Linked DNA regions of Mus musculus: region 1 is linked to region 2. A link is a contact called in ENCODE Hi-C or POLR2A ChIA-PET data. All regions are on one chromosome and are shown on one strand. Each heading gives the region's core, a stretch centred on a gene start or an enhancer-like site at or near the end of the contact. The rest is flanking DNA. Distances are from core to core; before and after follow the strand shown. Region 1 holds the start of Sbf2 (SET binding factor 2). Region 2 has its middle 44 kb from the start of Wee1.

Region 1 (7,655 bases), core at 2,749-5,248, 450 kb before region 2:
TGTCCTGGAACTCACTCTGTAGACCAGGTTGGCTTCAAACTCAGAAATCTGCCTGTTTCTGCCTCCCGAGTGCTGGGATTAAAAGTGTGCGCCAACACTGCCCAGCCACAGCCTTAATAGAATAAATATACCTGGGAAGATAGTGCTTGATTCTAGGTTTGGAAAAAAACTTTGATTAAAAAAAAAGGATTAAACTTGCAGGGTGAGAATGTAGCTTTGTAGAAGGAACAGTGATTACCTCAGGTTTTATGCCTGGTGTCAGAACAAAACCGCCAATATTTGCAAATGGAATTTAAACAACACACATTTAAAAAGAAAAAAGTAAATGGGGGCTGGGGATCTGGCTCAGTGGTTAGAAGAACTTGATTTTCATCCAGGGAACTAGGTCAGTTCCCTGAATCCATGCTGGGTAGCTCTGACACCCTCTTCTGGTCAGCATAGGCACACATATACATATGTTCATACACAGACACAGACACAGACACAGACACAGACACAGACACACACACACGCACACACACACAGAGATACACACACTAAACATAGATCTAAAAACCGGGTAAAATAGGAACCCTACCATTACAAAGTCAAATCAAAATGAATCAAAGGCCCAAATATAAGAGCTATAATTGTGGATTGCTTACATAGAAGTAGAACTTCATGATCTTAAATTCAATGACGGATTCTTAGATATGACACAAAAATCATAGAAAACCAATGAAAAAGTTTGGACTTTATCAAAGTTGAATACTTTTGAAAGCCAAACAACAAGATCAAGAATATGACATGACAGTCTTCAGAATATCTGTAGAATTTATATTTGATAGGGATCTCATTCTTAGAGTATACAAACACAACAAAACCAAACAGGGCTGGACCTGGGTTATGGCTCAAAAGAACAGAGCTTGCCTAGCATTGGGGAAGCCAAGGGTTAGACCCTCAATAGGGTGAGGTGAGGGTGTGGTTAGGCAAAAGACTTGAATAGACATTTCTCCAAAGAAGACTCTGAAATGGCTGATGCACACAGGAAAATGTGCTCAACATCATGAGTCACTAAAGAAATAAAAATCAAGAGGACAGGAAGACATTCACCCAGCTAGGCCTGGTGGTTAATTCCATGCTGTTAACCCCAGTACTGGGGGGTGGGAGTTAGGCAGGAGGACCTAGAGTTCAAGGGCAATCAATCTAGGTCACAGATTAGTGAGGTCTCTAGTGAGACCCTGTCTCAAGAGCAACAACAAGGGTTAATAATTCATACCTATTTTTCCAAGTAGTGGTGGCTCGCGTGCGCACGCGCGCACATACCCACACATGCCTTTAATTCTGGTACTCATGAGTGTGAGGCAGGAGGATCTCTGAGTCTGAGGCCAGCCTGGTCTACAGAGTGAGTTCCAGGACAGCCAGGGATACACAGAGAAACCCTGCCTCAAAAAGCAAGCTAGCAAACAAAAAACAAAACAAAACAACAAACAGAAATAATCCATACCTATTAAGATGTCTATAATATTAAAAACAAAAGAAAACAGGAAAACAAGTGTTGACAAAGATATAAAGTTAAAATCCTTGATCAGTGCTGAGAGGTAAGATCACAAAGCCATTGTGGAAAACAGTTGGTGGTTCCTCAAAATTAAACAGAGAATTACCACATGTAATTCAGTACTGTCCGGTAGTGCTGTTCCTAAGGATATACCAATGGAATTGCAAATTGACATTCACATACTTTCTATACATGGTCATAGTGCCAGTACCCATAAAGTAGAAACAATGCCCCAACCTACCAGTGGATAGGCAAAACATGGTCACACAGACAGTGCAGGGTTATTTAGCAGTAAGGGGAATGTAGCACTGAAGCTCCAATGTAACTCTAGGCAGTACTGACAATAAAGTAGGGTTAGAACTAGGAAACAATAAAGCAAGCAGGATTCTTAGACACAAAATGGCATATACTTTATAATTCAAGTTATAGGAAGTATCTTACAATGGGCAAACTTATAGAATCAGAAAGTAATGGTGTTATAGCCAGGACCTAGAGAGAGAAATAGTTATGTCTGTTTAATGGATTTTGGGTGAAGAAAATGTTTGAAACTAGACAGATGTAGTCATTGTCCACAAGGTATTAAATATTTTTAATATTTTATGTGTATGGATGCTTGGATGTTTGTGTGCCACATGCATGCCTGCTGCTGGAGGAAGCCAGAAGGTATTGGATCCTGTGCAAATGGAGTCACACATGGTTGTGAACTGTCCCTGTGGCTGCTGGGAATCAATTCCAGTCCCCTGGAAGGGCAGGCAGCACAGGTCTCTCAACTGCTGAATCATCTTCCCAGACCTTATCCCAAATTAAAAAAAAAAAAAGTAAAATTGAGGGAACAAATCCCCACAATAATAATTTATATGGAATCCATCCCCTACCAGCTGTAATCAAGGCAGTTCCAGGAGGACAACGCCGCCGACAGAATAGGGAAGGACTTTCTACCATGGCTGTTAAGCACTGGAATGGCAGTCTGTAGAGGAAGTGAGATTACTCTTTACTGAAAAAGTGGAGGAAGAGCTCCCAGGGAAGTTACCTGGAAATTTTCTCTATGAGGTGTGGCAGGTTGTTTTGTTTGCTTTCATTATTTTGAAAACTAACCTAGTTTTCATCACTGCAGGTATGCTGATTCCGTCTGACTAGAAGCTGATTACAAAGGAGGTCCCGAGGTAAAGTACCCCTTCCCTTTCAATTCTTCTAGCATAGCCCAACCCTCTCAGACCTGCTGAAAGGTCTGGCCTTTTGCTGTCGATATAGTTTAACGGTAGCAGGCTTGCCCAGCATGTAGGAGGCCCTAAGTTCAATTTCCAACGCGGAAGCGGGAAAGGGGAACGCTGGCCCAGAAGAGAGAATTAGTCAGAGCAGCTGAGACTATGACCCTTTGGACTCTGAGTTCACAGCTCCAGGCACTAGCTTTCTGCTGGTCTTTGGCAGAGGGCGTGTGTTGCACTAGGCACGTTAGAACCTACTACGTACAATCTATAGAAGGATCAAACCCTCAGTGAACGATGGCTTCACGATCACTTCTAAACCATAGGTTCTGAAAACTTCATAGTTCAAATACATACACTACTACTAAAATTTCATGATCATTAAGAAGTAACAAAGTTAAAAAAAAAAAGTGACAAATCCAAGTGTGCCAGCCAAATTAGAAAACATCGGTAGGAGATATTTCTTAAAAACGCAATCGACTTGAATGCTCTCTAGGCTCTCAAAGTGCCCTATGAATTCTGTGGAGTGTTTGCAGTAGAGCAACTTGAAGTTAACACCTGCTTCAGCCTGAAAAGTCCTGAGACAGTGAAAAAGGCAGTGAAAGTCAGGCGGGCGGGGCTCCCCGGGGAGAGACCGGCCCATTTTAGGAGGATCCCGGGGATGCCCCTGTTCCTAGGTGGAATAACTCCCTGGGGCACTCAGAGGAAAGCCCAAGCTGACCGCCCCCAGCCCAGGCAGCCCCGAAACCAGAGGCGCCTCTGAAGATTGCGCAAGTCTTTTCCTCCCCCGCCTGCTTGGTGGCATGTTTCTAAAATTCCCATCTGCACAACATAAACAGGAAACGTGCAGCAAAAAGCCTTGGCGGTGCAAATTCCAAGCTTCCAGCCGAGGGCGGGAGAATTTCATCCGTGCTGCCGGTGGCAGCAAGCGGCACCAAAGAACAAACTTTCCAAGTGACCCCGCACCCCTCCATCCCCTTTTCCCCCCGACTGCAAAAGGGAGATGGCGGAAGGAAGGACCCCTGCTCCAGGAAAATAAAGAACCGGGCGGGGGTGGGGGGCGTTGAGGCAGCAGCTGGGCCTCTAAGCGCCCGGCCTCGGTGGCGGCGCGAGGCCAGGCCGCGCCGGGCCGCCCACCTCGCGAGCCGCGTGTCCGAGCGGCCTCCGGGCGCCGCGTGGGTTCGCGGACGCCGGGCACTGGGTCGTCGAGCCCTTTCGGGTGGGGCGGGGGAGGGGCGGGCGCGAGGCGCGGCGCAGGCGCAGTGAGCGCCTCGGTTGTCAAACATGGCTGAAGCGCCGCTGCTACCGCTACAGCCGCCGAAGGGAAAATGCTGAGCTCGCCCGGGCCGGGTGGGCGGCGGCGGCGGCGAGGGCGGCGACGGGAACCCGCTTCCCGGGCGCGGCGGCGGCGGTCATGGCCCGGCTGGCCGACTACTTCATTGTGGTAGGCTACGACCACGAGAAGCCAGGTAAGGGTGTGGGGCGGGCGCCGCCCCCGGGCTTCGCCTCCGCCCCCGGCAGCCGTCCAGTGGGCTCGGCGGGGCCGGGCGTCGCGGCTGGGAGGCGGGGAGGCGGGCGGGCCGGGTCCCGCGGTGGAGGAGCTGCGGGTCGACTGGTGTCGGCCTTCGCGGCGGGGCCGAGCCTGGCTGCGGTGGGCGTGTGTGAGGGAACCGTCGGACGGCGGTAGCGGGGCTAGGCCGCGGCGGTGCGGCCGGGGACTGGCGGGCCGGACCGGTGGCGAGCCTGCCCGCGCGCCGCCACGCGCTTCTGCGGAGGCGGCTGGCACCCGGGACCGCGCCCTCGTGCCTGTGGAGTTGGGAGGGCGGGAGCACACTGTACGAGGCTCCTAGGGATACACTGTGTCCTGCATCCTGAATAGGAGTGACGCTGGGGGCAGTCCTCCCGGAAAGGAAGTGCCGAGAGTCCTGCGCTGCCTCCCGCCGGCCCGGGGTGTGTGTGGGGGGAGGGGGAGGCTGGACATCCCGGCCGAACGCCGGGTACTTGGATAGGTCAAAGGATCCGAGCACTTTGAAACATTTCTAGGAAAATTGTTTCAGGACGTATGTGTCGGCATTCCAGAATGAAAGGACTCTGCTAAGCAAAGAGAGCCGGCCGACCACTGCAGGTGCTCTCTCTCACTTAGCTCTCACGTGTTTTGATTGTTCTCTGGTTTTTCTCGGCCGAGAATTTTTCACAAGGAACAGTTTGGCAGATAGGTTGCTTTTTACACTTCGGTGGACTAGCACAACCAGAAGTATACAGGGCTCATGCACGTTCATTTTCGTAATTGTATCTCTTTGTGTTGCTGTTTATAGATAAGCGGGATGTGCTAACAAGGTTATTGTAGAGCAGGGGAAGCTACAGTCTCGCAGTTGCAAGGGATTTTAGATACCAGCGCTCCACCCCCTTCCATGTCCCCGAGGTGCTTAGGTTGTGCTTTGCTGATGTTAGTCGTTGCACCAGCATACCATTGTTCTGCCCACCTCTTTTTATTATTTATCCCTAAGGATTTATTTCAGAGATGGGAGCCTTCACATTCTTTTCTCACCACTACCTAATTGAGGTCAATTAGGAGAAGCAGGCTCTTGCTGGGCAAGCCTGGAGACCTGAGCCATGAAAAGGTGCCAGGCAAGAACTGATTGCCCACAGTTGTCCTCTGACCTTCCTGGGTGTGCCCTGGCATGCATGCCCACTCCCACCATGAAGACACACAATAAATAAAAGGAGAAGACGTCGGGCTGTATTTGGAGAATCTTCTGGCTGCTCCAAAATGCCCTGTCCTTTCTTAGAAAATTTTGAGTCTCTTACCAAGGTGACATAGTCTGTCAGTCTGGTAAGATTGCCAGTGTGCAGAATCAGTTTTGTTTTTCACCTTGTTCCATTTTTAGTTACATTGTTCTTCACCCACAACAATTTTATCTTGTGTGCCCCCCCCCCCCCCGCCCCCCAAGATAGGGTTTCTCTACAGAGCCCTGACTGTCCTGGAATTCCTATGTAGACCAGGCTGGCCTTGAACTCACAGATATTTGTCCTCCTCCCACACCCACAACAATTTTGAAACAGTAACAAACTTGAAAAAGTTGTAAGTATGATACATAATTATTGTTATTTTATTTTTCGGACATTTTAAGAGGAAGCTACTGCCCTTATGCTCCTTCACTCAGAATGGTTTATCGTGAATTTTATACAAACAGGAACATTGGTCTACACAATGGCAGTACAGTTGTCAAAATAGGAAATTCAGGACTGGAGAGATGGCCCAGAGGTCAAGAGCCCTGGCTGCTCTTCAGAGGTCCTGAGTTCAATTCCCAGCAACCACATAGTGGCTCACAACCATCTGTAAAGGGATCTGATACCCTCTTCTGGTGTGTCTGAAGACAGCTATAGTGCACTCACATACATAAAATAGATAACTAATTCTTTACAAAATAGAAAATTCATGCTGACCCAGTATTTTACTTAATTTGGGTTTTGTTGATTATGCTATTAATTTCATAATTGGTGAAAGTAGTACAGTTAAGTGCTGCAGCGTTTCATTATCTTTTTAGTCTCTCAGTATGGATCAGTTCCTTCCTCTTCTTCATGGTCTTGTCACCTTTGATGGTTATAGGTCAGTTACTTTTATTGTGCTGGGTACATATGCTTGGGCCAGTGTATGTATGACAGCAGTGGTGTTCACTGTGTCTTGTCAGGAAGTACATACTTTACCTTTGATTGTAATCAGCGTCTGCCAGCCTTGCCTACTAACAAAGGTCATGCTCTGATCTCCCACTTAGGGTTACTCCCTTATGAGGTATCCTCCTCACTCTAATTTTTTTGCATTTTTATAAAGATTTATTTATTTCATGCATGTGAGTACACTGTGGTTCTCTTCAGACACACTAGAAGAGTGCATTGGATCCCCTTTACTGTGGTTACTAGGAGTTGAACTCAGGACCTCTGGAAGAGTAGTCAGTGCTCTTAACCACTGAGCCATCTCTCCAGCCCAGTTTCTTTGCATTTTAATGCTCCAGGCAAGTTTGCTCCTCCTGCTTTGACCCAGGGTCTCTGATAGGATATGCTTGGCTTTGGCCCTTCTGGATTTCCCCCTCAGTGAGCCCCACTTCTATCCTTTGGCTACTAAGACTACTCTTCTTCCCACACTGAACAAAGGGAAGATTTCTTTCTTTCCTTTTTAAAAATAAAACTCAGAATATGGCATAAATTATAATCTCAAGTATGAAATATACACTTTTTCTGTTATATTTTTGCATAATTTGTATTTTATTCAAGCATATTTTTTGTGCAAAAAATTTATGGTAACAGCTGAGTGGTTTTAAGCAACTGTATACACTAGTGTAGTCACCGCCACAATCAAGATATAGAACATTTCCTTCTCTATAAAAAGTCTTCTTATGCCTTTTTTGCAGTCTGTTTCCTCCCTAGCCTCGGGTGGCTGCAGATCTGCTTTCTGTCTGTATGTTTTTGTCTTTCTAGAGTGGCACATTAATAGAATCAGTTTTTTTTTTTTTTTTGAATGTTTGGCTTATTTTCTACTTAGAGTCATCACTGAGATTTATCCATGTTGTAGTGATTAGTAATTGTCTCCTTTCACTGTTCCCCTTTCCCTTCGATGCTGAGTATGGAGCCCAGGACCTCAGCCATGCTAAGCATGTAGTCTGCCATTGACCTGTACTCATTGCTGAACTGTTCAGTTCCTTTCCTTTCTTTCCCTTTCCCTCTCTCCTTCCCTTTCCCCTGTAGCTCAGACTAACCTCAAACTTATGATGTAGTTCAGGATGACCTTGAACTTCTCCTCCTCCTGCCTCTGTCTCCAATGCTGTGATTATAGGTGTGTACCCTCATGCCTTGTTTATGTGGTGCTAGAAATGGAGTCTGGGGCTTCCTACATGGTAAGCAAGCACTCTTATCAA
Region 2 (7,161 bases), core at 3,830-6,329:
ACATTCCTACCACAGGGCCTTTGCATGTATATCTCCTTGTCTAGAAGGCACTTTCTGGAATTTATTTAAGTGTTTCTCTTACACTTCCTGTCTTTATTCCAGTGTCACTTTATCAAAATGGCCTTCTCAACCACTTCACACACAAAGTACATTTGGCCATTCACTCTCCATTGTCCTGCAGTCTCCACAGTAACTAAGACTTTGTCTTATCTGTTTCTATATTCTTTTTTGTTGTTGTTGTTGCTGTTGCTGTTTTTCGAGACAGGGTTTCTCTGTGTAGCCCTGGCTGTCCTGGAACTCACTTTGTAGACCAGGCTAGCCTCAAACTCAGAGATCCGCCTGCCTCTGCCTCCCAAATGCAGGGGTTAAAGGCGTGTGCCACCATGCCCGGCGCTGTTTCTATATCCTTGAAGCAATTTCTGACATGTAGTTGATGTTCACTAAATAGCTGCTAAATGGATGAGTGCAACAAATGCAGCTTCTGTAGAGAGTTCATCATGCCACCAGGAAATGGCCTAAGAAAAGAAGAGGTTGCTGTGCAAATGCTCTTTATCAACACACACACACACCTCAACCTGAAAGCCAGGCAAAAATGTACAGGGAAGGGAAATGATGAAGCATGTTGCATGGTGGAACAGTATACAGCTATTTAAAACACTAAATCTGAGGCCGGATGGAGCTGGGTTGGAAGAGTAGCTTGAAGGTCTAGGTTCAAGTACCAGCACCACGCAAGCTGAATGCAGTGGCTACTCCTGCAGTCCCAGCACTGAGGGAGTGGAGGCAGGAGGATCAAAAGACACTCAAGGTCACTTGTCTCTTCAGGGTTTGAGGTCATCTAGGGATGAGACCCAGTCTTAAAACCAATAAGTAGCTAGAGATGGTGCCACAAGCCTTCAGTTCCAGCACTAAGGATGCAGAGGCAGGTGGATTTCTGTAGCCAGCCTGTCTACACAGAGACTTCCAGCTAGGGTATACAGTGAGATTTTGTTTCAAAAACAAGTAAACAAACGAAAACCAAGCCGCTTACGATAAAGACAGAAAAAATGGGGACAGTGGCCGGGTGTGGTGGCTCACGCCTTTAATCCCAGCACTCGGGAGGCAGAGGCAGGTGGATTTCTGAGTTCGAGACCAGCCTGGTCTACAGAGTGAGTTCCAGGACAGCCAGGGCTATATAGAGAAACCCTGTCTCAAAAAACCAAAAAAAAAAAAAAAAAAAAATGGGGACTGTGATGATGGCTCAGTGGGTAAGTGCTTTCTGTGCAAGCATGAAGTTCTGAGTTCAGATCCCCAGGGACCCTTGGAAAAAGCTGGGTATGGGAACAGGCATGTAACCCCAGGGCTACAGGAGCACAGAGAGGGGTGGGTCCCGGGGACTCCCTGGCCAGCCAGGATAGCCAAAACTGCAAGCTCCAGATTCAGTAGGAGAATTTGTGTTTAAATGAATGAATAAATATAATGTAGAGGGACCTTAACTTCAATGCTCTTACAATCCCGTGCATACACACACACACAAATGCTTGCAGCATCTTTTTTTTTTTTTTAATTTATTATATGTAAGTACACTGTAGCTGTCTTCAGACACTCCGGAAGAGGGCGTCAGATCTCGTTACGGATGGTTGTAAGCCACCATGTGGTTGCTGGAATTTGAACTTCGGACCTTCGGAAGAGCAGTCGGGTGCTCTTACCCACTGAGCCATCTCACCAGCCCCCGCTTGCAGCATCTTATAAAGAGGTAGAAACTGGATTGGGTAGTAGTGGCACACATCTGTAATTCTCGAACTCTGGACGCAGAGGCAGGCAGTTCTTTGAGTTCAAGGCCAGTCTGGTCTACAGAGTGAGTTCCAGGGCAGCCAGGGATACACATAGAAGCCCTGTCTTGGGAAAAAAAAGAGATAAGAGACTGTAAAACATATTTGTTCTTTACGCAGAGTTATGTCCCCCTATAATTTAGCAATGCAAAGTAAGCCTTCATAGGAAAACCTATGTTAAAACAACGCTGTTGGAGCTGGAGACACGGCTCAGCTACTCAGAGCATTTGCTGATCTTGCAGAGGACACAGGTTCCATTCCCAGCAACTACACAGCTGCTCATACTCATCTGTAACTCCAATTCCAGAGAAACCAGCACTCTCTTCTGGCCTCCAGAGCCACCACGTACACACCCACCATGTCCATAGCCACCACATACATACACAGCACTTACATACATGCAGGCAAAACACTCGTACATATAAAATAAAATCAGCCCGGCAGTGGTGGCGCACGCCTTTAGTTCCAGCACTTGGGAAGCAGAGGCAGGTGGATTTCTGAGTTCAAGGCCAGCCTGGTCTACAGAGTTAGTTCCAGGACAGCCAGGGCTACACAGAGAAACCCTGTCTCAAAACACCCTAAATTAATTAATTAATTAATTAATTAATTAATTAATTAATTTAATTAAATAAAAAGAGCCGGGCATGGTGGCGCACGCCTTTAATCCCAGCACTCGGGAGGCAGAGGCAGGCGGATTTCTGAGTTCAAGGCCAGCCTGGGCTACAAAGTGAGTTCCAGGACAGCCAGGGCTTATAGAGAAACCCTGTCTCAAAAAACCAAAATAAATAAATAAATAAATAAATAAATAAAATAATAAAATAAACAAAATTTAAAGTAAAAAACGAAACAAAGTTCTCGTGGTAAACTTATAAACGGGATTCAGTACCTTTCCTTCATGACTAGAACAACCTGTGTTCTCTCTTTTTCTGTGCCATAAAAACGGCACATTTTTAATCCCCCAGGTACTCTGAGGAAAATCCCAGCACGGTGAAGTCAGCACTCAAGTTTCCCCAGGGACTCCCATACAAGGAGGTGAGGAAGGGTCTTAGCAGGACGCGTGCAAAAGAACCATCCCGGCACCGAAACTGAGTGGTAAGTGAGGCATAGAGCATTTGCATGACTAACGCAGGGGAAAACCCACCAGAGAGCCATTTCTATTTAAATGCTAAAAATGCAGAAGTGCATCTACTTGGGCCTAACATGGCTTTAAAAGGAAACAACCGTGCCTCTGGAGTTTTCTGGGTGGAGATGGGGGCCTTCTGTAAAGAGAGAGAGAAACCCAGGCCTAGTGACTTTGCATGACTCCTCCTGTAGAGGCCAGGCAACACTCCAGGTCTCAGGGCAGGGGGTCCTTTTCTGCAGAGTCCTGAATTTATAACATTGATTTTATTTCCTTTCATTTACTATTTATATGTAAGAAGCAAGGTCTCAAAGTAACTGTATAACCAAAGAAGACCTTGAATTTTGGATCCTCCTGTATCTATCTCTCCACTATAGACATGAGCCACTACACCTGGGTTATGTGTTATGGTCATACATTCCTAGCCCAACATTGATTTGAGATTTTTTTTTTTTTCCTTGAGAGTCTTATTATGTAGCCCTGGCTGGCCTGGAACTCACAGGGACCCATCTGCTGGCCTCTGCCTCCATAGCTGTGATTGAAGGAAGGGCTATGTGCAGCCTGCATTTCTGTTTTTTAAGACTTATTTTTATTTTTAACGTATGTGTGTCTACACTAAGGCTAGAAGAGAGCATTGAATCCTATGGAGTTGGACTTACAGGCAGTTGTGAAGCGAGTGCTGGGAATTGAACCTGGGTCCTCCGGAAGAACAGTAAGTGCTTTAATCACTGAGCCATTTGTTCCGAGCCCTGGACCCACAAACTAAACTTAAGAACTCTTTGGTAATCAGAAAAACTACTGGACTTCCTTCCAAAAACACTGCACGTCTGCCTAAAAGTTGAAACAGCTCACCCAGTTTCATGAATAACCCTGGATCCTAAAATGTTCTACTTGAGTCAACCCCCAGGTTAAGGACCCCTGGTAGGCTTGAATAAACACATCTTATAACACATGCTGCCTTCAAAGCCTGTTTACAGACGGTGATAAATAAGAAAATAAATAAATAGGAATTCATTGAAAAGAACTACTGCCTTCAAAGACTAGTTAAGTCTGTTTACTAGAGGTGGTATACCTGGGCAGGGTTGGGAAAGGTGATTAGTGAGTCCTTTAGTCCAACAAGCAGTATCCTAGATCCGGGGCTCAAGAGCTTCAAGGCCAGAGAGACAATGGGACTTTGAGGGATTTGTTCTGAAACAGGATTCACTGTAACTCAGGATAGCCTCAGATTCTCTATGTAGCAGAGGCTGGTCTTGACGTTTTGTTTCACCAAACGCTGCAACCACCGTCAAGCTTACCTGTCTCTAAATTGTGGTCTTGGATTGATTCTGACTGAATTTCCCAGACGCGGGTTGTCAGGGCATGATCAAGGGAAACCCAGGCCACAGGTGCAGTCCCTGGGTCACCCAGGAAGAGCTTGCGGAATGTCCTGTCTGTGAGTGCCCTCTGCTGGGAACGCTCGGTCCCGCTACGGGACTGCGGCTGCGCACTGGCACCACGGGGCGGCGCAGACTTCTTGGGTGTAGTGCATAACCCAGCGGACTGCCTAGCCTCGGTAACTCCAGTAATGCTCTCTAATATTGTTCATCGTGCCTTCCCTCCGACCCCTCAGACCCTCTGCTTCTCATCATGACTTTGACCACCAAACCGTACTCTAGGCTCCTAAGGCTAGTCGTAGAAACATCGGAGCACCCGTTGCATATATGAAACATGTTTCTCACGACTGAACCGAGTGTTTCGATTATAATTCCAAGGCAGAAAAGGATGCAGGCACGTCGCGGCAAAGAGAAAATGGACACCTGGGTGGTGAGGAAAAAACGGGAGCGCCCAGAGTCTAGCTCCGCACAGCGACCTCACAGTGTTAAGTGCCCGGTACCCTGGATTTAGCAGGGCCAGCCCACTCTGCAGCAAAATTAAGCAAAGCCAATTCCTCCCTGTGTTGGAGAGTTGGCACCAGTGACGCTCTAGACTTGAGCAAAAGGACGCCTGCTAAAGCGTTGATCAGGGTTGGGGCCCTTGCCTAGCAAGCATGGGGCTCTGGGTTCCTAAGAAAACTGAGCCCAGGATGTGAGCCACGTGGTGGCTTTTGTCCGGTCTTCCCGGGACCACGGGCGCCAGCAGGGGGCGAGACGTTCCTTTTAACCCCGCTCAATTGAAGTTAAAAATAGAAGCTGAGTTCAACTGAAAAGCATGAGACAGCAAACGTAGAGAAACTTGATCAGGCCGATATGAAGTAACATTTCCAAATACGGCAGTAAGGGCATGAGACAGAGCAAACGTGGAGAAACTTGATCAGGTCGATATGAAGTAACATTTCCAAATACCTCAGTAAGGTAAGCAGCTTCGGCAGGAGCGCTGCTCTAGGAAGTGAATGAAAACTTCGAGGTGTAAAAAATGTTAAGTTCCAAGTCAGACATCAAATGAACTTTCAGGGATTAAAATGGTAAATGTTTTAAAGACAAAGACACGCAATATCAATTAGAGTAAACGTTTTATCTGTGGATAAATATTGGAATTCTCCAGCTTTAAATAACAAAATATTACAAGGGAATTCAAAACCATGAACACTAAACAGAGTTTTAAAAAGTAATAATAATAGCCTGAGAAAAACTGTCTCCAACAAAATTCAAGCTGAGAGTATCTCAAATGAATAAAACTTTATACAGAAAAACAAACCAGAACTGGGTGGTAGTAGCACGTGCCCTTACAGTCAGCACTTGGGAGTCAGTCACCTTTCTGAGTTCGAGGCCACCCTGTTCTACAGAGTAAGTTCCAGGACAGCCAGGACTACACAGAGAAACCCTGTGTAAAACAAAACAAACAAACAAAAAAAAACTCACAACCAAACAACCCCCCCCCCGCCAGCCTCCTACATAAAACAGATATATTGGTGATAGCCTGTAATCTAGCACCTCAAAATCAGAGAATGTGAGTTTGAGGCTAGCCTGAACTGCACAACAAGACTCTGTCTCAAAAGAAAACAAACAACAAACAAAAACAAAAAAGAAAAAAAAAAACGCTAACAAATCTAATAAGATGGGTGGGTAGCACCGCCCATCTGAGAGGTAGGGCAGGTAATTAGGAGTTCAAAACTGCCACTTTTTCTCCCCTCCTGTATTTTTATTTATGTGTATATGTGTACACCATGTGCATGCAGTGCCCACCAAAGGCAGGAGAGGGCGTTAGAGTCCTCTGAGACCAGAGTTACAGATGGTTGTGCGTTACCAAGTGAGCCCTGGGAATTGAACCTGGGTCATAGGGAAAACTGAGCCGCCAGTGCTCTTAGCAACTGAATCAGCTCTCTAGCCCCTAACGATATGATAATTTTAAAAACAGACTCTTGAGCTATATAGGCCAGAATAGGGCACTGGATTCCCTGGAACTGGAGTTGCAAACAGTTGTTAACTGAGTGTTCTTAACTACTTAGCTTAATTGAAAAGTGGCAGCAGGAAGATCAGGGGTTTAAGATCAGGCACAGCTACAACTACAGTGTGTTCCCAGTCAGCCATCCCTAGCTACACAGGAAATTGCCTGGGGGGATGGGTTATAATGCTTAAGAGTCTGGTGTAGGTCTGCAGCACAACAAATAAACAAAACAAAGTGGAAAAGCAAAGCAAACAAACAAAAACCTGCTGCCCTCCAGCTGACCAGAGTCACCTGAGAAGAGAAAACTTCAGTTGAGAGATTGCAGGTCTGTGGACACTTTCTTTATTTGAAACAGGGTTTCACTATGTAGCCCTAGCTGGCCTGGAACTTGCTGTGGAGACCAGACTGGCCTAGAACTCATGCGATTTGATCCATAAGAGAAGGCTGAGAGAAAGCTCAGAACAGTGCTAGATGAGACATGCTACTAGCATCTGGTTAGGCAGGGTAGGGGGTAATCGATAAGATGAGATCTGAACTAAGAGACAAAGGAAATGAGCAACAGGTCTACTTCAACCTGAGGGAGGAAACAGAAAGGAACAGAAAATATTAAAATAGCCCTGAGGCGAGAGTGCGCGCCCAGCAGAGCACCCACGGATTCTGTGTGAACTGAGCATACAATAGTACTTTGAAAAACAATCATAAATTCATTAGGCTAAACTGATATAGTCAAATATCTAATTTTACCTTAATAAATTTAATATAAACAACCTCAGAAGGAGGTGACTTTGTAAAAGTGTCACTTCACCCAACTCTCTTCCAAAGCTAGAGTCAGACACTAAGTATTAAGATTTCATCCTTCAGGAGCCGGGC

The links. A loop is a pair of places that touch in the nucleus more often than their neighbours do. ChIA-PET counts read pairs that join two places held with the same protein, here RNA polymerase II (POLR2A).
Region 1: a loop to region 2 is called in a map of Patski, with 3 times the contacts of the local background. The contact joins the promoter of Sbf2 here to the enhancer-like site in region 2. A Hi-C loop is called at or near these places in 12 of 37 maps with a recorded cell type or tissue (CH12.LX, CH12F3, Patski and 5 more). POLR2A ChIA-PET finds 5 or more read pairs at or near these places in 1 of 5 experiments (embryonic stem cell).

Annotation. Positions count from the first base shown.
Region 1 is chr7:110,611,263-110,618,917 of GRCm38, reverse strand. Sbf2 (SET binding factor 2) reads left to right here and starts at 3,998. Exons shown (of 41, transcript NM_177324.2): 1 at 3,998-4,211. The coding sequence starts at 4,157.
Region 2 is chr7:110,162,194-110,169,354 of GRCm38, reverse strand. No RefSeq gene overlaps it. Among named protein-coding and RNA genes, the nearest start is that of Wee1, 44 kb to the right of the region's middle. RefSeq lists an enhancer at 3,034-6,546. Within about 2 kb of position 5,079, at least 1 of the 3 ENCODE cell types and tissues checked has a DNase peak (open chromatin) inside an H3K27ac peak, as active enhancers do.